Linked DNA regions of Homo sapiens: region 1 is linked to region 2. A link is a loop called in an ENCODE intact Hi-C map of the cell type or tissue named here. Cell type or tissue: gastrocnemius medialis. All regions are shown on one strand. Each heading gives the region's core, and the rest is flanking DNA. Links, peaks and the distances in the headings are about the cores only.

Region 1 (15,037 bases), core at 2,813-10,812, 190 kb after region 2:
TTTATTTATTTATTTTTTTGAGAAGGAGTCTCACTCTGTCGCCCAGGCTGGAGTGCTGTGGTGTGATCTCTGCTCACTGCAATCTCCGCCTCCCAGGTTCAAGCGATTCTCCTGCCTCAGCCTCCTGAGTAGCTGGAACTACAGCCACCCGCCACCATGGCCAGCTAATTTTTATATTTTTAGTAAAGATGAGGTCTCACCATGTTGGCCAGGCTGGTCTTGAACTCCTGACTTCAAACAATCTCCCCGCCTCGGCCTCCCAAAGTGCTGGGATTACAGGCATGAACCACTGCACCCAGCCCAGTTTAACCTTTTGGAAATTGCAATTTTTGAAGCAGACAACTTTTGGGGAGGCATATTAAAGTAGTTAAGATTTATATGGTAATATGACCCATGCTTTCCTAGTAACTACTGCCCTACCATGAGTTGTTTTGTTTAAGCATCTTTTGCAAGTTCCAACTATGACTTCAGGCAACTGGCTCAGAAATGGCCTGTGGTGGTTTAGAGCAATCTTTCATGTCCAGGGCAAAAATACTCATGATGAGAGATAGGCCAGTGAGGAAGTAGAATGATTTCATGTTGGAACATTGTTGACTTCAATAGTCATTATTAATTTACATGCCACCTGTTACAGAAAGCGTTGACTGTGGGAACCTGAGTTAAGTGGCATCATCTGTTTAATTTATGCCATTGATGTTTCAGCATCTCATGTTGGTTGGTTTCCTGGGCAGATGCCCTTCTCCTCTGCTGTGTATTCCGGCTCGAGGGTGGAAGCCTGGAAGTCAGTCTGAGGGGAGAAAGTATTGGAGCTGAAACTTGAAGCCTAAATTAAATTTTTCCTGGAGGGGTGAAGTGGGAGGGAATAGCCTTCTGGTTTAGGGATTAGCACAAGAAAAGTACGAAGGCAGGGAAGACTATGGCGAGTTTGGATACTTCTAAGCCGACCGGTATTTGCAGATCACCAAGTGTATGATATGGTTAGAGAACAGGAGATGAGGCTGGACGAACAGCCCAGAGCCAGAACTCAAGATAGCCAAATATGAGTTTCCCTTCGGCCAAGGATGGAAGTTTTTCCCTTCAGTTTAGGCAATACAGAGTGAGCCAACGATAATTTTTTTCTTTTTTTTACAAACACATAACACTGTTCCCTCAATATTTCACTATGAAAATTTTCAAAAACACAGACAAATTCAGAAAGAAGGACAATTAACACTATATATCCACCACCTACATTTTGCTATTAGTGTCTTGCTCTCTTTGTTTCTGCAGCTTTCAAAATGTGGCCTGCAGGCCCTGGAGACCTTGAGACACTTTCAGCTGATCTTTGAGGTCGAAATAATTTTCATAATAATGCTAAAATGTTAAGTGTCCTTTTTTTTGTCACGTTGCTATTTGCACTGATGGGGCAAAAGTGAGGGTAGGTAAAACTGTGGTACCTCAGCAGGAACCGAGTCAGTGGCACCCGCCGTACCACCAGTCCTGGTATTATTCTTTACTGCCACTCAGTTGTAGGCTAAGAAATATCAGTTTCAATTCAGAGTGTCCCTGATAAAGCATTACAAGTTATTTTTTATTCATTTATTTATTTTTTGAGACGGAGTTTCGCTCTTGTTGCCCAGGCTGGAATGCAATGGCGCGATCTCAGCTCACCGCAACCTCCACCTCCCAGGTTCAAGCAATTCTCCTGCCTCAGCCTCCCGAGTAGCTGGGATTACAGGCACGCACCACCACGCCCGGCTAATTTTGTATTTTTAGTGGAGATGGGTTTCTCCATGTTGAGGCTGGTCTGGAACGCCTGACCTCAGGTGATCCGCCCGCCTTGGCCTCCCAAAGTGCTGGGATTACAGGCGTGAGCTACCATGCCCGGCCGAAGCATTACAAGTTATTAATTTATAATCTCAACTCTTGAGTGCATAACTTTTGAATCTTTTGGGTGATGAAATGAGAACCGTGCATAAAGCACTGCTACTCCATATTGAAATACAATGGCTATCTCGAGACAAGTCCTTGTGTGACTGCCTGAATTGATAGCTGAACTGGCAGCCTTTTTCATGGAACATCAATTTTCATTCGAAAGAATGACTATGTTCATTTCCTAGGGTTGCTGCAACAAATGGCCACAGCCTTGGTGCTTTAAGATAACAGAAATTTATTCCCTCACAGTTCTGGAGGTCCCAAGTCCAAAATCAAGGTGCTGGGAGGGCCCTGCTCCCTCTTGAGCACCTGGGGTAGAATCTGTCCTTTCCTCTTGTGGCTTCTGGTGGTGATGGGCATGCTTTGGCGGTCCTTGTCTTGTGGCTGCATCACTTCAGTCTCTGCCTCCGTCTTCACATGATCTTCTCGTCTTTGTGTCTCTGTGTCTTCTCCTCTTCTGTGTGTCTCAAATCTCTTTCTGCCTCTCTTATAAGGGACTTGTCATTGGATTTAGGACCCACCTGGCTAATCCAGGATAAGCCCCTTTCCTCAAGATCCTTAACTTCATCACTTCTTGGGCCTTAAAAGGTAACATGCACAGGTCCCAGGGATTGGGAAGTGAATACATCTTTGGGGTGTTAGAGGTGGTAGTGCATGTTTTTCTGCTTATCACAATGACAGATAAGCTATAGTTATCCAACCTAGGGTATTTGCCAAATATTTTCTTAGAAATGAACAAAGTGAACCTATCACTTCAAGGGAAGCAATGGACATTTTTGTTGCCAATTAGAAAGTTCCAGCTTTCAAATAAAAAGTGGGATTTTGGAAAACTTGTATTTACCACCATGAACTTGCCAGTTTCTCAATATTTGAATACTTATCTGATAAGAATGTTGCTGATACAAAATGTATGGGATTTAAAAAAAGTGTACATATATATGTCTTCTTTAACAAAATGTGTCAACTTTTGGAAGTTCTGCATAACTCAGTGAATCAATATTTTACAAACGATCAGTGCTTAATGGTATAAAATCATGAGTAGATAAAAATCTATTTACAGTGCAAGATAGACCAATGGATTATAATATACTAGAGTATGAACAGTTTACTGATAAGGTTTCAGATTTTACACTGAAACTAACTTTCAAGAAACTATCACTTTCACAGTTTTGGTTAATATAAAAAAGGAATCTTCACAATTATCTGAAAATACTATTACAATTCTCTTCCCTTTACCCAGCACAAAGGCTGCGCGAGTGAGTTTTCCTCATTTACTTCAACCAAAACAGCATATCACAAAAGATAGAATGAAGAAGTAAATACAAGAATCCAGCTGTCTTTATTAAGCCAGACATTAAAGAGCTTTATTTGCAAAAATATAAAGCATTACCACTGTTGTTGCTATTTTTTTTTCATTTGGAAGATATGGTTATTTTTCATAAAATGTATTTTTGTTTTGTTTTGTTTTGTTTTGTTGAGACCAAGTCTCACTCTATCAGCCAGGCTGGAGTACAGTGGTGCGATCTCAGCTCACTGCAACCTCTGCCTCCCGGGTTCAAGCAATTCTCGTGCCTCAGCCTCCCGAGAAGCTGGGATTACAGGCACCCACCACCACGCCTGGCTAATTTTTGTATTTTTAGTAGAGGCGGGGTTTCGCCATGTTGGCCAGGGTGGTCTCAAACTCCAGACCTCAAGTGATTCACCCACCTCGGCCTCCCAAAGTGCTGGGATTACAGGAGTGAGCCACTGCGCCCGGCCAAAATCTGTGTGTGTTTTTAAAATAACATGTAGTGTTTTTGTTTTTGTTTTTATTTTTGTTTTTCAGCAATGTAATAAATATTTTAACAACTTCATCAGTTTAATTTACATTACGGTAAAACTGACAGATACAATTCACCAAATGAAAGCCCTTTGAGGTCCTCAATAGGTTTTAAGTATGTAAAAGGGTCCCCAAACCAGAAAGTCTGAAAACTGCTGTTGAATGAATTTAGACGGCAGTGGGAGTCAAGGCTATGGGACTCTGGATGAACTCTGTGGAGACTGAGGAGGCGCCGCTCACGTGCTACGTGGCAGGAAAGAGGAATGAAGGGCAGAAAGGGCACCGAGCGTGGGGAGGGGCCGTGTAGCGGGACCACGGGATTGTGGTTGGGAAGTAATGGGAAATTGAAGGCCCAGGCTGCGTGGGGTCAGGTTGTGAAGGTGTGTGAATCTGACATGCAGGATTCACCGGGAGGTGTGGGAGAGTACTGATGCTTCTGCGAAGGGGGCGCGGGCAGCCGGTGGGGGAGGCTTGGGATCGGCGGGGGAGGCAGAGCCTGTCCTGAGGCTATAGCTCTGGCTCAAGCATGGGTAATAAGGATCACGCCTGAGTCAGTGTTGAAGAATTGTGAGACTATGAAAGATTGAATACATGGAACAGACATTTTGCGGGAAAAAAAAAAAAAAAACACAACCGTACATGATAAACGGTGATAAAAGGGGTGAGGGAAAGCAATGGGACCAAGGTAAAGTTGCTGTCATTGCGTAGCAGCAATAATACGACATCTGAACATCTGAAGCTGTCTTTCCAACTGTCAGACTAGAAAAAAAAATCTATTCATTCCCCATTCTTTCACCTTCCTTAATTCTATTTTTTTTTTTTTTTTTTTTTGAGGCGGAGTCTCGTTCTCGCCCAGGCTGGAGTGCAGTGGCACGATCTCGGCTCACTGCAAGCTCCGCCTCCCGGGTTCACACCATTCTACTGCCTCAGCCTCCCGAGTAGCTGGGACTACAGGCGCGTGCCACCATGCCCGGCTAATTTTTTGTATTTTTTAGTAGAGACGGGGTTTCACCATGTTAGCCAGGATGGTCTCGATCTCCTGACCTCGTGATCCACCCGCCTCGGCCTCCCAAAGTGCTGGGATTACAGGCGTGAGCCACCGTGTCTGGCCAACTTCTTTAATTCTAAAGATGAATTGTGTAATGTTCACACTGATTGGCCAAATTTTTGGTTAGGACCAGAGTCCCACTCTTTGGAATAATCAGCAAAAAGTTTTGCTAAACAAAGTGGTATTTACACCAAAATTCAGAAGATATATTCTGGTCTAGAGGCATGAAAGAGCCAGGTCAGTTCACTAAGTGAAGATGGACTTTCTCAGAAAAGAATGCAGACCAAGGGAAAAGAAGAGGGTCCCATTGCTTTCAGAAAAGTGGAGGGCATGGGCTTGGTCTAGGGACATTGCTACCATGGCAGAGTGAACATGGCTGAGGACCACAGGCTGTGTACTACTCCATTATTCTCCCATTCTCCACCAATGGCTGTGCCACAGCCTCTTTGGTGACCAACAGCTTCTTAGTTATATTACCTCTTGAAGAGTGTACGTTACTTGAAACTCTCTTTTTTGGTTCCTCTGTCATCACTTTTTCTTGGTTTTCTTGATACTTCTCAGAACAATATTTTTGACTCCCTACAGGGCTCCTTTTCTCTCTATCCCTTCCTTCTTTTCCTTTCTTTCCTTTTCTTTTCTTTCTTTCTTTTTTGACAGGGTCCCACTCTGTCACTCAGCCTGGAGTGCAGGGGCACGATCATGGCTCACTGCAGCCTCTACCTCCTGGGCTCAATCCATCCTCCCACCTCAGTCTCCTGAGTAGCTAGGACCACAAGGTACATGCCACCATGCCTTGCTAATTTTTTTTTTTTTTTTGGATGGAGTTTTGCTTTTGTTACCCAGGCTGGAGTGCAGTAGTGCAATCTTGGCTTAGTGCAACCTCCACCTTCTGGGTTCAAGCGATTGTCCTGCCTCAGCCTCCCAAGTAGCTGGGATTACAGATGCCTGCCACCACACCCAGCTAATTTTTTGTATTTTTAGTAGAGACGGGGTTTCATCATGTTGGCCAGGCTGGTCTCGGACTCCTGACTTCAGGTGATCTGCCTGCCTCGGCCTCCCAAAGTGCTGGGATTACAGGCATGAGCCACCATGCCTGGCCTTTTTTGCATTTTTTGTCAAAGTCTCACTGTGTTGCCCAGGCTGGTCTTGAACTCCTGTGCTCAAGTGATCCTCCTGTCTCGGCCTCCCAACGTGTTGGGATTACAGGCAAGAGCCACCATGTCCATTGTTTCTCAACCCTTTAATCTTTTTTTTTTTTGGAATTCCATCCTTGGTTTTGTTTCCTACTCACTCTATTCTCTCTTCCTAAGTGATCTTATTCACTGGATGGTTTTAATTACTGGAAAATAAATTCTATGTGGGTTGAGATTTTATCTTCTTCACAGCTATATTTCCAGCACCCAGAAGAGTACCTAGTGTATCGTGGGTGCTCAGTAAAGAGTTTTTAAGAGGTTGAATGAATTGCCATTCATAGGCACAATCTAAATGTAACCCTAATAAAACCTAGTTGCCTTGAGTCCAGCTTAACACAGTGCAAATTAAAAGGAAACATAAATTTGACTACAGAATAAAGTATTTGTGAGTGCAGATGGGTAGAGCCTTTCTGGAAGGCAATCTGGCAATTCTTAGTTAAAATAAGTATGTGTACACTCTATGACTCAGTACTCACTTTCCTACTTATAAATCACAGAAAAAAAAATCTCCTATGGGTCTATAAAAGAACATGAATGAGGATGTTCATTCCAGTGTTATTTGTGGAAAAGAGAGTTGGAAGCAATTTGAACATCCTTCACTGAGGAATGTCAAATGAAATGTGGCAGATGTATAATAGGGACACCATGAAGCAATCGGAAGCAACTGGAATGAATAGCATGTAAACACAGCAGCACACATCAACCTCGAAAACATTGTTTCGTGGGATGAGGTAAGAAACATAATGCTCTCTTTTGCACAATGTCACTTACGTAAATTTAAAACATGCACAGCGGGTCGGGTGTGGGTGTGGTGGCTCACGCCTGTAATCCTAGCACTTTGGGAGGGCAAGGTGGGCGGATTGCTTGAGGTCAAGAGTTTGAGAACAGCTTGGCCAACATGGTGAAACCTCATCTCTACTAAAAATAGAAAAATTAGCTGGGTGTGATGACACATGCCTGTAATGCCAGCTACTCGGGAGGCTGAGGCAGGAGAATCACTTGGACCCAGGAGGCAGAGAGGTTGCAGTGAGCCTAGATTGCACCACTGCACTTCAGCCTGGGCAACAGAGCCAAACTCCATCTCAAGACCAGCCAGGCCAACATGATGAAACCCCATCTCTACTAGAAAAAAAAAAATACAAAAATTACCTAGACGTGGTGGCAGGTGCCTGTAGTCCCAGCTACTCGGGAGGCTGAGGCAGGAGAATTGCTTGAACTTGGGAAGCGGAGGTTGCAGTGAGCCAAGATCGCACCATTGCACTCCAGCCTGAGCAACAAAAGCAAAACTCCTCCTCAAGAAAACAAAAACAAAAAAACACAGAGCTGCAGAAAATATTCTAGCTCATGGTTTGAGTGCTATTTACATAGGTGTATACATACATGTAAATTCAACAAGCTGCATACTTAAGGTTATTTTGCTTTACTGTATCCATGTTATACCTGAATAAAAAATTAAAAAGTGCACATGAAATATTATATATAAGAAAAATTAACGAAATAGAAGGATACACATCAAACACATTAGAAAATGGCTTGTAGTGGGGAGGATGGAGATAAAAGGGAATGAATGAATAAATAAGTTAAAGAATTTCTTTTTAAAAATCAAAAATGGAGTTTTGCATGAACCAACATGAGAATGTGCCCTGGACTGAGAAGTCTGAGGTCTCTTCCATATATTTCATCTATTTGTCTATGAGTCTATCTATGGAATTATCTACACATTTTGTTGATGGTTCCCCAAACCATCCACAGCCCTACTCTCTTGTCTCAAGTCCAATTCTACATCTCCTGTTGCCTGTTAGGCACCCCGAACTGGAAGCTCTTGATTTGTGTCTTAAACACTAAAAACAGAACAAAACAAAACAAAACAAACAAAACCCCAAACCAAAAACACAACGTTAACTTCCTTGAGAGATGGTCTTTGCCAGCATATTGAAATCCTGCTTACTGCAGGAATCTAGGCATCTCTCCATATGCTCTAGGTTGGAGCAAAATTTTAGACCAGCAGCACCGGCATCACCTGAAAGCTTATCAGTAATGCAACATCTTAGGCCCCACCCCAGACTTACTGAATCACAACTCTTTTTTTTTTTTTTTTTTTTTTTTCTGAGACGGAGTCTCGGTCTGTCGCCCAGGCTGGAGTGCAGTGGCGCAATCTCTGCTCACTGCAAGCTCCGCCTCCCAGGTTCACACCATTCTCCTGCCTCAGCCTCCAAAGTAGCTGGGACTACAGGCGCCCGCCACCACGCCGGCTAATTTTTTTTTTTTTTGTATTTTTAGTAGAGACGGGGTTTCACCGTGTTAGCCAGGATGGTCTCGATTTCCTGACCTCGTGATCCTCCTGCCTCGGCCTCCCAAAGTGCTGGGATTACAGGCGTGAGCCACCGCGTCCGGCCCACAACTCTCTTTTTAACAAGATTATAGGTGATTTGTTGTACACGAAACCTTGAGAAGCACTGCCCTGTTTCTTGTTGTACTTTCTTAACTGAATGCAGACTACTGGGTAGAAAGAAGTGGAGACTCCTTCTGGCAATACCTAAGTGGGGTTAAAGACATGCTGTATTCAGGCTTTGTATGCCAGGATCTGTTAGATGAAGAGTGAGCATCCAGAGTTCTAGCCTCTTCTTGGGCGAGTGTCCTTGGAGAGGCCATTCCTCATTATGCATTTCAATAGCACTCTATATTAACAAAGCACTTCTCCATCAATTTATTAGTGATTCTCTCTCAAATTCTCTGCATCATCTTTCCAAGCAATAAATCGTGGTGTATTTTCTTTGTAACCCATAAGTGGTCGATAAGTAAACAAATGGGTTGAAAAGGTAACATAGCAGAAAAGTGTTTCAATTTTCCTTCATCCGTCCTCCATGCATCACTTAGGGAGAAACCAAGTGTTCAGAGACTCCATCTGTATTTAGAATATCATTCTAAACGGAGAGAAGGAGGGAATAACTTTATGTTACATTATAGAAACCATTAGTTTAATAACTTTAGACAGGTTTGAAGAGGTGGTCTGTCAATTCAATGGCATTAGCTAAACTGAAGCCCGACGTCAAAAAAATTAAGCTAATGCTTTCCACTTTCTGACTGTATGTATACCATTACTGAGCTACAGTGTTGGCACAGAGATTAAGTCTATTCTGTGTTAGTTTATAGGCTGCCTCAGTTTGAGTTGGGCATAAAATAAAACAATGAATATGTACTCCTATTTTTCTCCTGTATAAATTGACTCTTGAAACAGCTTTCTCCTTGCCCAGAGTAAGGGCAGTGGGTGGCTATGAAATCCTCTCTATCTGCATGCATTCGTCTCCGGAAATCTCTTTAAGCTCTCTACTTTTCTCTGTCTTGCTTCTCTGCAGTTCTCTGCCAGACACCTTTAGCTTAGTGTTTCAGACCTCCCTTTCTAGTGTCTTCTTTTATCAGAGACATGGGCTTCGCTTCCCTGTTGCTTCATATCCACAGCCTCAATCAAGCCTCATACAAACCAGGCTTCTCATTTCCCTCTCCAGCTCCAGAGTAACAGCCCTGGCAGGCAGCCTGAGGAGCCTGGGGTCCACTCCCTCCTAGCAGGGGTCAGATACCCCCATTCATGCCAGTCATTGCCAACTTCTTAGGATAACCCAAGATAAGAAGCAGAATATGCAGACCTGTGATTTCATGGTCAACCTGTCAATTTCTGAGATGGTGACACTCTCATAGTCAATGTTTGACTCCTACAATAAAAAGATTTCCATCAAGACAAAATAAAGAAGCAGCAAACACTGGCCCAATGAGAAAGCTACCTGTTTATATCATTAAAAAAAATTGGCTTGATTCAGGTGCAAAGACAAGTTGCAGTAGCTAAATAAAACCAACGTGAGTGTAGATGAGGAAAAAACAAAAGGAGAGAGAGTGGATCGGAAAGAGACAATCTTCTGGTGGGCAACATCAAAGAACCCGCTGACCCCATCAGAATTTCACGAGTGCCGTGCCAGCACTCAGTAAGGAAAAGCAATTATTTTAAGAAAATCTATTTGAGGGTAACACCGTCATTATCCTTTTAATGGTACTGCTCTAACAATCCAGTTACAGTAGGCTTTAAAAAATAAGAAGTGCTCCTTTTGCCAATACAATTAAGGCATTTTGGAGAGGCAGATGGTATTAGTTCAGCTTATAGAGGCTTTTCTTGCCATGTCTAGAAAAGAACATTTTTGCAAGTGCAGTATGGTGCAGTAGCCAAGTCCAATATAGGTGTGCACAGCCAATGATTGTAGTGGTCTACCAAGAAAAAAAATAAATAAATAAATAAAACGCCAGTGCAAATGGAGCTTCTTCTAGGCGTCAGACAAATCTGTTTTCCATCAGTGGAGAATGAAGTGGAAAACTGCTGTGCTTTCCAAATAACAAGAGAAGAGATAACTTTTGGAAAACTAACAAGAAGTTTCCCTGCATGTAATAAATCAGTTGCCCCGAAACTGGGTTACTTCTCTTTCTCTGCCTAGGGCAAGTACTTTTGTGTGACATTAGGTGATTCAAAAGGGCTTTAAGTTTAGCTAATTAAAGGAACTTGGAGAGGGAGCTGGAGAAGCAGGAGCAGACAATTGAAAAGGTTAAAGGTTTCGTCCACATCCATTAATCACCTGAAATCCAAAATGAACCCATAGAATACTACTCTTGAAACTCTGTGAGGTCCTGAAGGCATGTGTTTCTTTGGAAGCTTTGCTATACATCTGCTATTAATAGGCCAGAACAATTAGAAATAGTCTCCCTCCAGCAACATGCAAATAACTCCCTTTTTCGATTAACTAGGGCAGAAAGAAGCAAAAGTAGAAAAGTGAGAGAAATTGAAAACTACATTGCCCTAAAATTTTGTACTCACACATCAATCCCAATTTGGTGGTAAAAGTGGAGATCGGTTTTGTTTTATCCAGATAACCCCATTACACACAAAGGAAATCTACTGATAAGGAATGATACCTTTGAAGTGGTAGGGCTGGAATTTTCATACAACTGTGTTGAAAACCAAAACCTTTCTCCTTACTGTAAAATGCTTTGTGAAGGGTGCTGGGGGGGATCTTTATTAACTAACTCTGGATGATGTTGAGCTACTCACTCTTTTTTGGCTTTAGATTCTTCAGCTGTAAGATGTAAAGATGTAGTAAGACATCTCCGTCACATTCAAGCTCTTACTTTCTATATGACCATGCGTGCAGTCAGTACATGACCCATATGTTTATAGAAGTGCATGTCTAACCAGGGAGATCACACATCCACACAATGAAAACTGTCAACATAAAGCAATGCATTTTAGGTGTCAACTTATTAGTACAGGTATTAATTTATGTATAATCCAGGTGCTCCACTCTTAAGGCAAATTCGTCCATGACCCTGCATCCTCCTGTAATATGTACACTGTACCTCTCTCCTTCCTCTCATAGCCAGGTTTCTAGAACCATTAGTCTTCATGTGCTATCTCCATGACCTCATCTGTCATTCAATCCTCAACCCACTGAAATTTGGCTTCCATTTTCCCAGCTCCAGGAAAACTGTTTTCCACCAGGGTCACCATCCACCTCCAAGTTGCCAAATCCTATAGACTCCTTTCAATCCCACCCCTCTCTTGCCTTCTCAGCATTTTGTACTGTTGACAAGTTCCTGTTCTTGAAACTGTTTCCTTCCTTTGTTTCCAAGACCCCATTCTTCCCTGTTCTCCTCCTTCCTCACCAACTGCTTTTTCTCAAGGTTCTTTTATCGGTACCTTTTCCCTACCTGCCCTTTAAATCCAGGCACTGCTTTAAGCTGTTTTTGGCCCTGATCACAAACTCTCCCTCTCTAGACAAAAACTTTTTATGCCCTGTAAATGCTGCTGAATCTCCAATGTGTATCTCTATTTGAGATCTCTCTATCCCATAGTTTATATCTGGATGTCTCATGAGTACCCCAAAATTATATCCAAAATTCATCTTACACCCTCCCCCCTATATGTTTCACTACCTAAAGTCAGTTCCTAACTAAATGTACAGCCTCACATTTTACCTGTTGTTCAAGGTAGAAATTTGGAAGTTACTGTGAATTCCTCTCCCTCCCTCATCCTGCCCCTGCCATGTCTAATCAGTTATTAAGAGCTGTCAATTCTCCTATCTGTTTGTCCCTTTCTCTCTCCCTGTTCCATCCTCGCCCTGGTCCAGGCCCTCATCTTCTCTCTCTGAACCCTTTGCAATGGCCCCCCACCTGTTCCCCGCCTCTAAGCCTTTCTCATGCCTGTCATCTTCCCTACTGGCATTGGGTTCTTTCCCACATCTGAATTTGATCATGTCACTCCCTGCTCAAATTCTTTGTTGCATTGAATTCTGTTGATGCTATGCATGCTGATATGTTCAGAGGTAAGTCTGCAATTTATTTTGAAATCCACCAAGAAAATAAGATGGATTGATGGATGGATCAAGGAGCTGATAAACAGAAAGATGTGTTATAAGCTAGAGTACTCCCTCATCGCTCCTAAGACAGGTACCAGTCAAAGGAACCTCTCTGCCAATATTTTGGCATAAACACATGGAGGATATCATATCACTTCTATTTAGCCTTTTGTTGGAGCTCAAAATAATGACAAAGAATACAAGAGAGTGAATCAGGATATAGAAACTAACATAGCTATACCTTCAATGATAGACGTTTTGAAAAATAACAGATTGAAATGGACTTTCCTGAGGCATTAGTAGTTCACCTACATGCCTGAAAGGAGGTCTCCCCTCTCTATTTTTCTTCATATATGGGATTAAAACAGAAGTAACCTTGAGGCAATTTCCATTTGGGTAGAGAGTAAAGTGATAGATTATTTTGTCAATAGTAAGCTGTTAACATTTCTCTACGAAGGAAAAAAAAATTGTCCAAGGATGGTGGCTCATGCCTGTAATCCTAGCACTTTGGGAGGTCAAGGTGGGTGGATCACTTGAGGTCAGGAGTTCGAGACCAGCCTGGCCAACATGGTGAAAGCCCATCTCTACTAAAAATACAAAAATTAGCTGGGCATGCCTGTAATCCCAGCTACTCGGGAGGCTGAGGCAGGATAATTGCTTGAACTCAGGAGGTGGAGGTTGCAGTGAGCTGAGATCATGCTACTGCACTCCAGCCTGGGTGACAGAGTGAAACTCCATCTCAACAACAAAAAAATATATAAAAAATTAGCTGGTCATGGTGGCAAATGCTTGCAATCCTAGCTACTTGGGAGGCTGAGATGGGACGATTGCGTGAGCCCAGGAGTTCGAGGCTGCAGTGAACTATGATTACACCACTGCACTCCAGCCTGGGTGACAGAGAGAGACCCTCTCTTAAAACAAAGCAAAACAAAACAAAACAAAACAAAACAAAAATAACTAAGTTCAATAGATGTTTAAAAAGAATTCAGAGAAGCTCTACTAAGAAACACTGCCTAGCTTTCAAGCTTTGGAATTAGCTGTGAAACCATTTCATAATAAGGCCTTTTTGTGACCTCAATAGATAAACACCTTTGGATGGTGTCTATGACACTCTTTGGATGGTGTCTATGACACTCTTTTATACAAAATCTTACCCTTTAAAAAATAGTAATACAGTGAGAGCCCAGTGTAAAGTTAAGAACTATTTTTTTTTGCAACTAATGCAATGCTAGAGTTATTATAATATCTAAAAATAAGGAAGGATTTATTCCACATTGTACACTTCGGTTGTAATCTGGAACTATTTTGTCACAAGAAATCGGAACCATGCATATCCTAGTTCCAAGCATAATTTGGCATTATTTTATTATGTGTGGTTCCAATATCTTGGAGTGAAATAAGTCCAGTTTGTTTCCCATGAATCCAATGCCGAATAATCTTTCCAAAGGGGTTTGGCTTCAGGGAGTATGCCAAGGAACATACATGGTTAGGGATATTGCAAGAGGGAGATGGGTCATTATTACTGAGTTGATCATTATGAATACGAAGTGGACTTGCAAATCAGTTTTTCATCACAACTTGACTTTAGGTACCATTTTAACTGTGTGAAAACTTTTTCTTTGGGTGTCCAAAACACATAAAGCAAAACCAAAAATAAGACAACCTTTTCCCCCCCATTTTTGATGTCAGCATGAAATATGTACTGTAGGAACATTTGAGAAAAATACTCTTAAGCAAGTCTTCTTATGAAGATGTAGACAAAGATGTATTTTTACCAAATGTCAAAATTATGTTGTCAAGTTTGATATGCAATGCCACAAAAATGAGTCTATTGCATAGATTTCCATGGTAGCAGTTCTCTGTGGGAAGGAGTATATTTGGTAAGGGAAATGGTTCACAATCAAAGTATTATTGCTTTGGGGGCAAGGAGGATGCTTGCCATTCAGAATAATACAGCAGCAAAACATACTGATAAATTTTTAGTTATGTACCGCATTGTTAATAGCAAGTGTCAACCATATTTTGCATTCTATTATAAACTTCAGCCTTAGACTCATGAAACTGAAAGGAAACCTATGAGCTTGGCAGGACCAAAATAAAACCAAGAATTCATAGATCTTCTGGAGAATTAACTCCACCAATAATGTGTGAGGTTTAGTTATGAGATGAACTACCAACAGTGAAAACTATTCTACTCTGGTTGAAACAGCCTGTCTTTAACATTGGGCATATTTTACCATCTACCTAGATTAGAGGAACCCAAATCCCCACACCAACTTCCAGTCATCACATCGATTGGCTTCCATAACTTTATGCAAAAAGCATGGATTTTGATTTGAACATTGCTGAGAGCTGGGTTTAAGTTCCAGCTCTCCTGTTTACTGTGTGGATGGTGATGGACTAACTACTTGATCTTTGGAAGCTTCAGTTTTTTCATCTTAGAAGGGATGTAAGTTACCTTTTAAATTTTACTGTGATGGTTTCATGAGATATTGCTTGGCAGATTCTCCATAAATAGCTGTTGTTCCTATGACGATAGTAAATTGGCTTTTCCTCTTAGGGTGATGGTGGCAGTTTCCCCCAAATGACTTGGGAGTGAGTATGGATTCTGGGGGCAGGATTTTGCCATGAAGACCAAAGACTTTTGGAATGGTCCACTGACGTCACTGCA
Region 2 (15,037 bases), core at 2,375-10,374:
GGTTGAGACTGATACCGCAGAGAGGACAAATTGCCCCTTGTCATACCTCCCAGAGATAACCTCTAATTATGCTCGTGTATACAGATGTCCCTGACTTATGGTGGTTGGACTTATGACTTTACGGTGGTGTGAAAGCCATATGCATTCACTATTTTCCTCAACTTATGATAGGGTTACCTCTGGAGAAGCCTATCGTAAGTTGAAAATATCCCAAGTTGAAAACACACTTTTGACTTACAGAAATTTTCAATTTAAGATGGCCTTATCAAGTTGTAACCCCATCCTACATTTGGAGACATGTTATTCTCTTTTTATTCCTATACTTCATTTTTTCACTGTTCTTCCCAACACACTTATTTTTTGATCAAGAGATGACTTCTATTTCTTGGCCCACTTAATTTTCTCCCAATCTATGAGCATCTTTCCTGTTCTATTTCCTTTTCCTACACAGCCTAGATTGCATATTTTATCGTCTCTACCTTTCCCAGGTATTAGTTTTTTTTGTTTGTTTGTTTTTTCAAGACAGAGTCTTGCTCTGTCGCCCAGGCTGGAGTACAGTGGTTTGATCTTGGCTCACTGCAACCTCTGCCTTCTGGGTTCAAGTGATTTTCCTGCCTCAGTCTCCCAAGTAGCTGGGATTACGGGTGAGCACTACAACGCCCAGCTACTTTTTGTATTTTTAGTACAGATCAGAGTTTCACCATGTTGGACAGACTGGTCTTGAACTCCTGACCTCAAATGATTCGTCCACTTCAGCCTCCCAAAGTGCTGGGATTACAGGCATGAGCCACCGCGCCTGGCCTCCCAGGCATTAGTTTTTAAGCTAGCATACCAATTGCAGCTTAGGCTAGATCATAGTGTTGAAAACTTGAAAGCATTCTCTGGTGCTAGCCTCTTTTTTTTTTTTTTTTTTTTTTTTTTTTGAGACGGAGTTTCACTCTTGTTACCCAGGCTGGAGTGCAATGGCATGATCTCTGCTCACTGCAACCTCTGCCTCCCACGTTCAAGTGATTCTCCTGCCTCAGCCTCCTGAGTAGCTGGGATTACAGGTGCCCACCACCAAACCCGGTAGAGATTTTATTTGAGCCACCGCGCCCAGCCTCAAGCTAGAGTTTTATAAAACCCGCCATCATCAGACTTTTGCCCATATCCATATATCACCTATATTATTATTTACTATTATTTACCTAATGTTTTCTTCTTTCAATCATCTCACATGTTTAAAGTGAATTTATTTAACAAAAACCACCTTCCTAATTGAACATGGGCTAGACAGCATGAGGGAATTATTAATGTTATTATGTGTGATAATGGGTAATGATTTTGTGGAAGAATATTCTTGTTTTCTGGAATTGCATGTTGAAGTATTTCAGGAGAAAAGTGTCACAATGTCTGTAATTTAGTTTTAAGTTTTTGGACAAAAAATAAATTATAGATGAGATTGTAAAGAATGGTTGAATCTCTGTGGTGAGGATACGGTTATTCATTGTACTATTCTTTCTGTTTTTTATTTTGAAAATTTTAAGATAAAAAATAAAAAGCTTCTTTTTGCTAATATAAATGGAAATTTTCTATCACTTGCTATACGGAGAAGATAACTCTAAAAAGAAACATGCTGAAAAACAGTGTCTTCACATTCTAGCTAGATAATATTGCCTGATCAAAGGCACTGCACCTATTCTCTTTGCAAATAAAAGGAATTTTTTTTTTCTTCCCTGGCGCAGTGGCTCACGGCTGTAATCTCAGCACTTTGGGAGGCCAAGGTGGGCGGATCACTTGAGGTCAGGAGTTTGAGACTAGCATGACCAACACGGTGAAACCCCGTCTCTACTAAAAATACAAAAATTAGCTGGGCCTGGTGGTGAGCACCTGTAATCCCAGCTACTCGGGAGACTGAGGGAGGAGAATCGCTTGAACTCGGAAGGCGCAGGTTGCAGTGAGCCCCAAGTGTGCCATTGCACTCCAGCCTGGGTGGCAGAGTGAGACTTTATCTGTTTTTTTGTTTTTTTTTTTTTGATGGAGTCTTGCTCTGTCGCCCAGGCTGGAGTGCAGTGGCGTGATCTTGGCTCACTGAAAATCCACCTCCCGGGTTCAAGTGATTCTTCTGCCTCAGCCTCCTGAGTAGCTGGGATTACAGGCGCACGCCACCACACCCGACAAATCTTTGTATTTTCAGTAGAGACAGGGTTTCACCATATTGGCCAGGCTAGTCTCAAACTCCTGACTTCGTGATCTGCCTGCCTTGGACTTCCAAAGTGCTGGGATTACAGGCATGAGCCACTGCACCCTGCCTATACTTTATAATTTTTAGCCTTCAATCCCTTCATCCAAATTCAGCCACAAAAACCTGAAGACATTAGATAACAGATAAAGCTGGGCATGGTGATGAGCCTGTAGTCCCAGCTACTCTGGAGGCTGAGGCAGGATGATCCCCTGAGCCCAAGAGTTCAAGGCCAGCCTGGGCAACACAGCAAGACCTTGTCTCAAAACAGAACCAAACCAAACCAAAAAAAAAAAAAAAAAAAAACCCACAGAAGCCGGCTGTGGTGGCTCATGCCTGTAATCCCAACACTTTGGGAGGCTGAGGAGGATGGATCACTTGAGGACAGGAGTTGGAGACCAGCCTCGTCAATGTGGTGAAATCCTGTCTTTACAAAAAATACAAAAATTAGCCAGGCTTGGTGGTGTGCACCAGTAGTCCCAGCTACTCGGGAAGCTGAGGCAGGACAATTGTTTGAGCCTGGGATGCGGAGGTTGCAGTGAGCTGAGATCACACCATTGCACTCCAGCCTGGGCCACAACTTTCCCATTTCCTAGCTTTGTTCTTTTTCCTTTGTCGTTTGCCATGCCCTAGAAGGGAGTGGATTTCCTGAGGAACTGAATGAAGTCTCCATCTCCTTTCCTCCTTTCCTCCTTACACTATTGGCGGTTGCCATCTGGAAACAAATGGAGGAAAGTCAAACAGACAGTGATTTCAATGCCCATCCGCTCCTCAAATACTCCATCGGAGGTTTTTCTTTGTCTCATTAGTGGTAGGGTATACAATGTGGGCAAGTTATATTTTGTAAAAACACGTTCTTTTTATTTTCCTTTTCCTTTTTTTTTTTTTTTTTTTGAGATGCAGTTTCACTCTTGTTGAGTGAAACAAGGCTGGAGTGCAATGGTGCCATCTCGGCTCACTGCAACCTCTGCCTCCTGGGTTCAAGCAATTCTCCTGCCTCAGCCTCCCGAGTAGCTGGGACTACAGGCTTGTGCCACCATGTCCGGCTAATTTTGTATTTTTAGTAGAGATGGGTTTTCACCATGTTGGTCAGGCTGGTCTTGGGCTCCTGACCTCAGGTGATCCACCCACCTTGACTTCCCAAAGTGCTGGGATTACAGGTGTGAGCCACTGGGCCTGGCCACGTTCTTTCCTCTTTATACTTATTAACCCTTGATGATTATATGGTAATGTTGCACCAAGTTATATCTTTGATATCTCTTTATATGATACCTAATCCCTGTAGTTAAAGTTAATAATTATATGAAGAAATAGTCCCTCTGGGCAAGGTGGCTCATGCCTGTAATCTCAGCACTTTGGGAAGCTGAGGCAGGAGGATCACTTGAGCTCAGGGCTTCAAGACCAGCTTGGGCAACAAAGTGAGACCCTTGTCTCTACAAAAAAAATTAGCCAGGCATGGTGGTGCGTGCCTGTGGTCCCAGCCACTTGGGAAGCTGAGGTGGGAGGACAGTTTAAGCCTGGGAGTTTGAGGCTGCAGTGAGCCATGATGGCACCACCGCACTCCAGCCTGGGTGACAGAGCGAGACCCTGTCTCAAAAAGAAAAGAAAAAAAAATTCTTTAGGAGCTTGGTGACCCATGTCTTGCAAAAGGGCACTGCTATCAAGATGACAATTTTACACAATCAGATTCTGCCTGTACTTCCTCTCATGCCAACCACCAAAAATAGAAAACAAAATAATTGAGATAAAGAACATTATCATTCCTTATTACAGTTAATGGCTAGAAGGCTATAGAACCAGCACAGGAGTGCACCCTGAAATCCAGGCCTGTGGAAGAAAAGGTTAGTTTCTGTAAATGAGGCTCAGAGAATGGATGGAAGTAGCTGTAACTCATCCTCTTCAGTGATTTGGAGATAGCTTACTTTTAAAATTAAAGTGCCAGGAAGCAACAACCCTAAAATGTAGCTAATGTCAGATAAGATGTAATCTAGGAAATTGTAATATGCCCATCATGAGGTAATGTTGTAATGGCAGTAGCTTTTGGTGGCTGATAAGGAATATTGGAAAAGGTGCCGGAGTGAGAGAGTGAGTCTCCAGTTTCTCCAGCAGAGACCAGGGCAGGCATACCCTGACTGTCCAGTTACATGTTGTCTTCTGGTTGGCAGCTGGATGGCTGCATGGTGGAGGATGGAGAATCAGGCGCTCACAGCCAGAAGCTATTCCCAGAGACCTTCTGGCTCCTTGTAAACTGGGCCTGTACTCTGCCAGCAGTGGGATCATCTTAATAGGATTTCCCAAGTTAATTTTCCTGCTGGGAGCAGAAAGTACCCACCAGCTTGGAAGGCAGAAGCAGGTGTGAAAACAGGGTGGTCAGAATCTTGACCCTGCCAAGTACAGAATTTGGGGGCAGTTAGCTTCAGTCACCTCTCCCAATAGGCTTCCTCATTTGTAAAATTCAATGACAATATTTCCCCCATGGGGTTTTTGCGAAATACGCACCAGGTAATGTAATTGGAAAGCTCAGCGCCCCCCAACTCCACATACCTGGGGATTCCAGTCATTCCGGCACTTTTCTTTTTCTATGTTAATGAACACATTTGCACTCTGTTTTTGCTCATTCATTCTTTTTCTCCTCACTCAGATCTGTTTATGCAACAGATGTTTATAAAGTGAACGTGGGCCACCCCTGTAATCCTAGCACTTTGGGAGGCTAAGATAGGAGGATCGCTTGAGCCCAGAAGTTCAAGACCAGCCTTGGCAACATAGTGAGACCCCCATCTCTACAAAAAATACAAAAATTAGCTGAGAGCGGTGGAACGCACCAGCAATCCCAGCTACTCGGGAGGCTGAGGTGGGAGGCTTGAGCCTGGGAGGTCAAGGCTGCAGTGAGCCGGGATTACTCAACTGCTCTCCAGCCTGGGTGGCAGAATGAGACCCTGTCTCAAAATAAATAAATAAAAATAAAGATAATGTGAACCTGAAGTGAATTTGTGTGGAGGGACTTGAACCCTTGGGGACAGCTCCCTTTCTGTAGGCGAGGAGCCACTGGGTAACTTGAGTCAAACTTGAGCATACTCAAATGAGATGAAGGCCTTCGGTCACTGTGTCAGGGATCAGAGGGTACAGCTTCCTCAGGCCTGACTTCCTTCTGGAAGCCTTTTTGAGCATCTTGGCCCTTACTCTGTGATTTTCCCAAACTCTGCACACTTCTGGCAGAGGCAGGTCAGGGTAGGGGTGGAGAGTGTGGATTCTGGGGCCAGGGTGCCTGTGTTTGAATTGTCGCCACTGACTGGCAGCCACTTCCTCAGCCCTGTCTGTAAAACAGGGATAATCACGTACCCTCCTCATGGGGTTGTTATATAAATGAGGTGAGTTTGTGTGTGGAGAGATTAGAACCTTGCCTGAGCCAGGCATGGTAGCATGCACCTGTAGTCCCAGCTACTCCAGAGGCTGAGGCAGGAGGATTGTTTGAGTCCAGGAGGTGAAGGCTGCACCGAGCTATGATCGTGCCACTGCACTCCAGCTTGGGCAATGCAGTGAGACCCTGTCTCTTAAAAAAAAAAAAAAAGAATTTTGCCTGGCACATAGGATATGCTACATAATGTAAGAGTCAGTGACTGCTGGACCATATGAAAGTTTTGTTTTTGTAGGCAAAAATGATCTGATACTGGCAGCTTCACTTGGTTGAACGTGGTATTTACTGCACCGTGCTGCAACTCTTTGCTTCAGGAAGGCTCACCTCCCTGAACTGGGGTTGCTGGGAGAGTCTGCTGGCTCCGTGGCAGTGTCTGTGTGTTTCTGCCTTATCCAAGTGACTTCTGTGATTTTGACTTTGGCCCGTTTAGCTATAGAGCAAGCAACGGTGTCATCACTGTGTCACGCCCAGCATAATCTCACGCACAAGGTGGTGGTAGGAGCAAACAGGCTGGTTAAGGAGGCTCTGGAAGATTCCGCTGCTGTGGGGGAGAATGCCCTGGGTCATTTAGCCAACAGGGAGGTTGGCCCTGGCAGGAAGCCAGGTCACCACGCCAGGCTGTCACTCGAGTACATAATCCCTGTTCTGTGCTCCCTGTCAGCTGCCTGATGGCTGCTCACCAGGGGCAGACTCTTATCTGGGAGCAGTCATCCTGATCTTGCAGTTTGTCACTTCAAGCCTCATGACCAGAGTTGTGAAAATGTCACTCTGAGTTGAATATCCAGTCCAGGCATTCCTCTGGCTCATTGCGCTGCAGTCCACGCCTATACCTCTTGGGCCAGTCAAACTGATGGACAGTCATTTAAAAAAAAAAAAAGGAAAAAGGAAAAAATAGAGTTTATTTTATGTATTTATTTGAAATGGAGTCTCACTCTGTTCCCCAGGCCAGAGTGTAGTGGCGCGATCTTGGCTCACTGCAGCCTCCGACTCCTGGGTTCCAGCAATTCTACCACCATTTATTTATTTATTTATTTATTTGAGACGGAGTTTCACTCTTGTTGCCCAGGCTGGAGTGCAATAGCGCTATCTCAGCTCACCGCAACCGCCTCCTCCCGGGTTCAAGTGATTCTCCTGCCTCAGCCTCCTGAATAGCTGTGATTACAGGCACATGCCACCACGCCCGACTAATTTTGTATTTTTAGTAGAGACGGAGTTTCTCCATGTTGGTCAGGGTGGTCTCGAACTCCCGACCTCAGGTGATCCGCCTGCCTTGGCCTCCCAAAGTGTTGGGATTACAGGCGTGAGCCACCGTGCCTGGCCTCTACCACCTTTTAAAGGATGATTTTAATTTTATTTTTATTTTTAATTTTTGGAGACAGTGTCTCACTCTGTTGCCCAGGCTGGAGTGCAGTGGCATGATCATGGCTCACTGCAGCCTCGACCTGCTGGGCTCAAGAGATTCTCTCACTTCAGCCTCCTATGTGGCTGGGACCACAGGCATGCATCACTACACCTGGCTAAATTTTAGTTTTACATTTTTTTATAGACATGGGTTCTTGCTGTGTTGCCCAGGCTGGTCTCAAACTCCTAAGTTCAAACGATCCACCCAACTTGGCTTCCCAAAGTGTTGGGATTACAGGTGTGATCCATCATGGCTGGCAAAATAGAGTTTAAATGGAAAACTTTTTGTTTTGCTCAAGGGAACACACACAGGATAGGCCTTTACTTACAGACACTGAGGAACTGCCAGTCATGACATGAGCTTGTCAGGGCTAAGCAGAAGCCTGATGCAGTAGTGCAGTGGGCTCTGCATCTCCCCTTGGCACCCACATATTCATCCCTAGAGAGCAAGAGCATCTTATTCATCTTTTGCATCTGCAGTGCCAGGTACTGTATTTGATGCAAAATATGTAATTAATAAATATTTATTGACTGACCAAAGAGCAGGCACTCAGTAAATACTTGTTGGTTGTCACTTGTGACCTCTGGCATAATTACCTTCTCCCTTGACCTGGACCCTGGCAATTCTTGGGTGTGTGGCCATGGGAACCGAAGGGTAGCTGGGTTGTACTTTCTCTCAATCCATGGGTCAACATTCTCCAAGCATGTGATACTCAGAGACTTGACTTGGGGCTTCATGTCCCCTCTCCTGAGGCCACGATGGCAGGTCTACAGAGTTTAGATCCTTGGCTGTCAGGAAGGTAGGGGACTAGGAAGAATGAGAGAAGGGCCCATCTCAGCCTGGCCTCCACTTGCTGAGGCCCTTCTCCTAACTTACTCTTTCCAATTCCATGTTTATAAGGAATGGAACCATTCATTCTTCCAGCAGGTGTTTATTGAGCTGCTCATATGTGCCTGACTCTACACGGAATTAAACAGAAATGCCCTCTTTACTGGCTTATGGCTGCCAAGCATTCATAGCAACCTTGCTTTCTGATGCTTCGATGTTGGCTCTTCCTAGTATTAAAAAAAAAAAAAGGGAAAAGAAAAAAAGAAAAAAGAAGAAAGAAAGAAATGCTCTCTGTTCTTAGAGCACTTATAGCCTAGAATGAATGAACTTTGGTTTTGAGAAGTTAAAAGGGTCCATATAGAGTAATGGGGACGGGGGTGGAGAGGTAGGGGAACAAAGCAAATAAAAACTGTCCCCAACCACCCCCTACAAGGAGAAGAGCAGCACATGCATTAGTCATTCTGTGCTTATCATCCTCAACTTCAATATTTCTAAACCTATGTCTGTTTCTATATTTTAGCTCTGGTAGATATTTGAAATAGTCAATCTTTTTAGTTAAAAGCACTTTGTTTCCTTCTTTTCTTACAAAAGTAGAGATGGTCAGGCACGGTGGCTCACGCCTATAATCCCAACATTTTGTGGGACTGAGGCAGGCGGATCACTTGAGGTCAGGAGTTCGAGACCAGCCTGGCCAACAAGGTGAAACCCTGTCTCTACTAACAATACAAAAATTAGCCAGACGTGGTGGTGGGCACCTGTAACTCCAGCTACTCAGAAGGCTGAGGCAGGAGAATCGCTTGAACCTAGGAGGCAGAGGTTGCAGTGAGCCAAGGTCACGCCACTGCACTCCAGCCTAGGTGACAGAGTAAGACTCCATCTTAAAAAAAAAAATAGTAGAGACAATGTTTTGCTATGTTTGCCTAAGCTGGTCTTGAACTCCTGAGCTCAAGCAATCTGCCCACGTGGGCCTCCCAAAGTGCTGGGATTATAGGCCTGAGCCACGGCATTCAACTTGAAAGTGATATAGGAGTTAAGAAGAAATTACTTAGGCAGTTAGTGAAGGTACAGGAGTCCTCGGTAAGGTTTCCCTTTTTAATGAAAAGCAGCCCCCAAATCATTTTCTAACAAACAGCAACCTATAAAATCGAGCTGCAGACATAGATGCCGGCAGGTGTACCAATCATGTTCAAAATGATGGCCCCAGCTTCCCTTCTGTCTCTGCCAGCCTTGTGTACAGTAAGGAGCAAACAAGATGGTGCCGGTCGTGTGGAAAGTTCATTCGCATAATAAGATTAGGGTGGGGCGGCCAGCCTTCCCTGCACTATGTAAACGTTACACCTGATCGAACCTATCTGTGGGCCCTAAGTAAATCAGATACCGCCTCCTCAAGCCTGCCTATAAAATCCGGGGCATCTACCACCAGCTGGTCTTTCCCTTTCAGAAGCTCATCTCTTTCACTAGAGAGAGAGCTGTTCTCCTTTCTCTTTACTTTGCCTATTAAACCTCCACTCCTAAACTCCTCAAATGTGTCCATGTGCTAAATTTTCTTGGTGTGAGATGATGAACCCTGGGTATTTACCCCACACAAAGAAGCCACTTCAAAAGAACTTTGGGCGGGGTGCAGTGGCTCATACCTGTAATCCCAGCACTTTGTGGGGCCGAGGTGGGCGGAACGTCTGAGGTCTAGAGTTTGCGACCAACCTGGCCAATATGGTGAAACCCCGTCTCTACTAAAAATACAAAAAATTAGCTGGGCGCATTGGCAGGTGACTGTAGTCCCAGCTACTGGGGAGGCTGAGCAGAATCGCTTGAACCTGGGAGGTGGAGGTTGCAGTGAGCCAAGATCGTGCCACTGGACTTTGGAGGATATTTACCCCCCTACCAAAATTCATACATTGAACCTCTAGCCCTCAATGTGGCTGTGTTTGGAGATAGCGCCTTTAGGGAGGTAGTTAAGGTTAAATGAGGTCACAAGGGTGTGTTCTTAATCCTATAAGACTGATTGGTGTCCTTGTAAGAAGAGGAAGAGATGGGTGCAGTGGCGTACGCCTGTAATCCCAGCACTTTGAAAGGCCGGAGTGGGGAGGCTAGCTTGAGCCCAGGAGGTGGAGAACAGCCTGAACAACATAGCAAGATCTCCATCTTTACAAAAAATTAGGAAGAAAAATTAACCCGGTTAATTTTTCTCCCAGCTACTTGGGAGACTGATTGAAGTGAGAGGATCACTAGAGTTTAGGAGGTCGAGGCAGCAGTGAGCTATGATTTTGCCATTGCACTCCAGCCTGTGTGACAGAGACCTTGTCTCTAAAACAAAAAGAAGAGGCAGGGACACCAGGAATTCCTGTGCACAGAGGAAGGGCCACATGAGGACGTAGAGAAGAGGCCCCCATCTTGCAAGCTAGGAAGAGGAGAGCTGAAAGAAAATACATTTCTGCTGTTTACACCACCCATGCTGTGGCACGTTCTTATGGGAACCAGAGCTGACTAATAAAAAATAGTTTTAATTTTTCCTTCAGTGAAGATTCAGAAATAAATAAATTCATAGGATGTCTTCTTCTCTCCCAAATTCGTTGCGTTTCAATAGGTATTTATTAATATCTTTAAGGCCACTCGCTCAGTTTAAGTATTCAAGTAGCAGATGCAACTCGAAACCTTCCTAAGAAATGCTAACATTTTCCCCTGGTTTCCCCAATCTCTGAGTCTTTCATAACAAATATGTTTGGAAATAAAGATGCAATTCCTGCATCTTATATGTATTTTCAGTGGTAATTCATGCTGATCTAATGCATGAGCACAGATTTTATTTATCCACCGTGCTATGGGATCAGGGACGGACACAGGGCAGTTCTAGGTGAATAATGCCCCGGTACTCAAATAGCATCTGTTCCCCAAAGTCAGGCAGCCCAACCCTGCTGCAGGAATTGAGGGGGCTCCCACACACTGCCTGGTTCTGACTAGCTTCTCTTAATTTAGTTCTCATAGGTATTGATACATATTTATATAATACTATGTATATTCAATCAGTTATTTTTGAATGGAATTATGTAAATGTGTGCTCACTCATAGTATAAAAATGATGCTGCCGCAAATGTCTCTGCCTCTACACCCCTTCTAAGGAACAGGAAGCCACGAGGTATCTGTAGAATCACAGCTTTCATTTGTTGCTGGGGGAAAATATTTATAAGCAGAGATGTAGAATTTCATTTGTTTTGACACATTGTGGGAGGTGTTCTCAGAAAGGTGTTTTGGAAAAGTGTAATGTCATCTCCCATGGATCTTATTTTGGGATCCCCAGAATGTGCAGGGAAAATGAACAGACTGTCTTTAACGACCTCTTTAACGGCTGGTGGCGCTTCCCTTGCTGCACAGAAAATGTTCAATCGTGTTCTTTTTCTCTCCCCTCTCACTTTTCCTTATCTTACTTCTTTTCATCTCCCCTCCTCTTTCTTCTTCTTCTCCTTTTCTTCTCTTTTGAACACTTTTTGACTTTTCTTTTGTAAAATAAAATAATCAAACTAGGTGAGTTGTTGGCCAAGTTCAAGGGCAAATGTGTAGTTGACATGAGAAAGCCACCTGTTTAATGATAACTGTTGGGGAAAACTGCCTCTCACTAGGTAACCTACAAAGTAGGAGAAACAACGACAATGACAAATGGAAGCACGCGTCTGCACAACTTTCCACTGAACTTTTAGGGAAGATTGTGTTCCTTCTGCTGGCCTGGCTGCCCTATTCAGGCTGATGAGTAGAGCCTTGGCTGATTTAACCTAGCATGGGGATAAACAACTTAAACAGGAGAAAGGAGTAGCTCCAGGACAAGTCCTGGGGCAGAGAACTGGGAGTGAAACCACCTCTGCAAAATTATGGCTGAGACAGTGAAAGAGATCTAACTTAATTGATTCCATCTTGCTTCTAACCTCCAAGCTTTCCATGTTCATTCCTGGGTGTAGGCTGAACTAACTTTGGGAGAAACTTAGTTTATAGTTTATAGTGTTTTTTTGGTTTTTTTGTTTGTTTGTTCGAGACAGAGTCTCACTCTATCGCCCAGGCTGGAGTGCAGTGGTGTGATCTCGGCTCACTGCAACCTCGGTCTCCCGGGTTCAAGCGATTCTCCTGCCTCGGCCTCTCGGGTAGCTGAGACTACAGGCGACCGCCACCATGCCTGGCTAACTTTTGTATTTTTAGTGGAGATGGGGTTTCGCCATGTTGACCAGGCTGGTCTCGAACTCCTTGACCTCAGGTGATCCACTGCCTTGACCTCCCAAATTGTTGGGATTACAGGCATGAGCCACCCCACCCAGCCTATAGTTTATAGTTTAAAACAAAGAAGAAAACAACCCTTTCCCAAAGTAGACCTCCTTCTTGCCTGGGGACTAGATTGCCTTTGTAGGGCCAACATTAGCCAAAAGATTAGAAATTATAGTTTAGGAGTCACGCAGCTAGAGATTACAAGATCCTGACCCTCCCTAAACTGCTGCTAAGATCAGTGCTTGAGATATTTTGCAGATCCTGCACTTGATGGATCAGCTGGCCCCACCCAGATCAATAAACTGGCCCATCTGATCTTGTGGCCCCCTCCCAGGAACCAACAGTGCAAGAGGACAACTTCAATTCCCTCTGATTCCATCTCTGACCAATCAGCACTCTTGGCTCACTGGCTTCCCCCAACTCACCAAGTTGTCCTTAAAATGCTCGGGGAGACTGATTTGAGTAATAATAAAACTCCAGTCTCCTGCACAGCTGGCTCTGCATGAATTACTCTTTCTCTATTGCAATTCCCGTGTCTTGATAAATTGGCTCTGTCTAGGCAGTGGGCAAGGTGAATCCATTGGGCAGTTACAGGAGGGAAGGAGAATGATAATTTATTTTATTTTATTTTTATTTATTTATTTATTTTTTGAGACAAGGTCTTGCTCTGTTGCCATGGCTGGAATGCAGTGGCACAATTATAGCTTCCTGTAGCCTCAACCTCCCAGGCTCAAGTGATCCTCCCCCTTCAGCCTCCTGAGTAGCTGGGACCACAGGTGTGTGCTGCCACACCCAGCTAATGTTTTAAATTTTTTGTAAAGACGGTGGTCTCACCATGTTGCCCAGGCTGGTCTCCAATGCCTGAGCTCAAGTGATCTGCCTGCTTTGACCTCCTGAAGTGCTGAGATTACAGGCGTGAGCCACCACGCATGGCGCAAATGAGGGTTTGGGTGGGCTTTGCTTTATTTCTCTTCAATGTTTTCTTTTCTTTTTTAAGGAATTCGGGAGGTCAGACTGGAATTTCTCCTGATGAATACTGTGTTTAGATACTTGGTGGAAATGTGAAAGGTTTTTTTCCCCTCAATTCAGCTATGGTGTCTTACGCTATGCAAAATAAATGTAAATATCCGTGATAGGGTGCCTTGGTCAATAAAGGGCCTCAAGATTTTTTTTTTGTTGTTGTTGTTGAGACGGAGTCTCACTCTGTTGCCCAGGCTGGAGTGCAGTGTCGCGATCTCAGCTCACTGCAAGCTCCGCCTCCCGGATTCACGCCATTCTCCTGCCTCAGCCTCCCGAGTAGCTGGGACTACAGGCGCCTGCCACCACGCCTGGCGAATTTTTTTTTTTGCATTTTTAGTAGAGACAGGGTTTCACCGTGTTAGCCAGGATGGTCTCGATCTCCTGACCTCATGATCTGCCCGCCTCGGCCTCCCAAAGTGCTGGGATTACAGGCGTGAGCCACCGCGCCCGGCCAGCCTCAAGATTTTTCAAGCCTCTGTGGTTATAGATGGATTCAGACTTCCACTGAAGTGGTGACAACAGTGTATTTTTGCTGCAGGGAGGTCCCATGGTTCTGACTCCCTCAATATTGGATCTCACAGACCTGCAAATGTAAAGGTAAAGCAAAGAGATTTGGGCTATGTGGAAGTTGGAGGCATGTGGCTCAACTTCTCTACACACGAATTGAACAAGACTGTCTTCTTGGTGGGCAGAGTTGCATGTTTGAGATTCAGTTTCCATTTAAAGCAAAACAAAACAAATCAGGACCCTTTTTTTTTTTTTTCTTCTCTGGGGGCCTCAAATGATATGAGGCCTGGAGCCTTCGTGGTTTCTTTTTTAGAGAGGCAGTCCCTGAAACAGAATGGTGAGCCAAGACTCTGAAACATGTTCAGAATTTTCTGGGCTCAGCTTCTTTGGTTATCCCCAAGCCTTCCAAAGGCCACATGATGAATGTGAAGGCCTGGCCTCAGGCAGCACTGTGTGGGAAGGAGGGCAGGCTTGGCCCACTCTTGGGGCTGGTGGAGGTGGCCACAGTGGAGAATAGAAGCTGGTCTGAAGATGCCTATCGAGGGTCTGAAGGGCAATGGGCTTGAGCCAGATGCTGGTTTGTGGCAAGTGACAACCAAGGCAGATTTATAGAGCTTCTCTGCACTCTCCAGGGTTCCTAGATGCTGGGAGAGGGGAACTTGGTAAATAATTGGACCTTGCATGGCCAAACAAGTTAGTTGGGTATGTGAAAGGAAGGTAACATCTTGGGACCCCAAACTCACTATGCCAAAGGGAAAGTTAAGCTTGGGAACTGAGTCATGCAAAAAATCACCTTCCTTTTTGTTCCCAAACAGTTATCTAGCTGCAATGATAGAAGGCCACCTATCCCGCTGACGAGGACTTCCTCACAAATTGCTCACAAGGAAATTCCTTGTGGACACCCAAATCTCTCAGAATGCATATTCCCTCTATAAACTAACCCTAAAACAGAGTTCTGTTGAATCTCACCCTGACAATGTAAATAAATTAATAGCCTATCTTCACAGGTACGGGACAAAAACAAGACTAGAAACCATCCCTCCACCTATCCTGAGACAAATGCATATTTTACTTCTTCCTCTACTCTATGCTTATTTTGTTATTTATTATTTGTTTTGAAACAAGGTCTCACTCTGTTGCCCAGGCTGGAGTGCAGTGGTGTGATCATGGCTTACTGCAGCCTTAACCTCCTGGCTCAAGTGATCCTCCCATCTCAGCCTCCCAAGTAGCTGGACTATAGGTGTGTGCACTACACCTGGCTAATTTTTTTTTTTTTTGTAGACTCAGGGTTTTGCCATGTTGCCCAGGCTGGTATGCTTACTTTATCTTATGTAAAATGAAGCATGACATGAATGCATAGTTGACTCTCCTCACTCTTCTTTTTTTTCACATGTAAAAT

Evidence for each region. Hi-C counts contacts between places; a loop is a spot of excess contacts. Peaks named below come from ENCODE experiments on the same cell type or tissue, not always from the same donor. Only the 100,000 strongest peaks of a DNase experiment are listed, where the experiment ranks them.
Region 1: it touches region 2 in a loop (6-fold over the local background); 2 of 110 quality-filtered maps call a loop at or near these places.

What each region holds. Positions count from the first base shown.
Region 1 is chr6:14,833,749-14,848,785 of GRCh38, reverse strand. No RefSeq gene overlaps it. Among named protein-coding and RNA genes, the nearest start is that of JARID2-DT, 400 kb to the left of the region's middle. RefSeq lists a silencer at 3,954-4,248. In gastrocnemius medialis, for the core only: no CTCF peak of the experiment used is centred there; a DNase peak (open chromatin) is centred at 6,795.
Region 2 is chr6:15,028,152-15,043,188 of GRCh38, reverse strand. No RefSeq gene overlaps it. Among named protein-coding and RNA genes, the nearest start is that of JARID2-DT, 210 kb to the left of the region's middle. In gastrocnemius medialis, for the core only: no CTCF peak of the experiment used is centred there; DNase peaks (open chromatin) are centred at 4,400, 6,278 and 9,192; H3K4me3 peaks cover 821 bases; H3K27ac peaks cover 3,773 bases.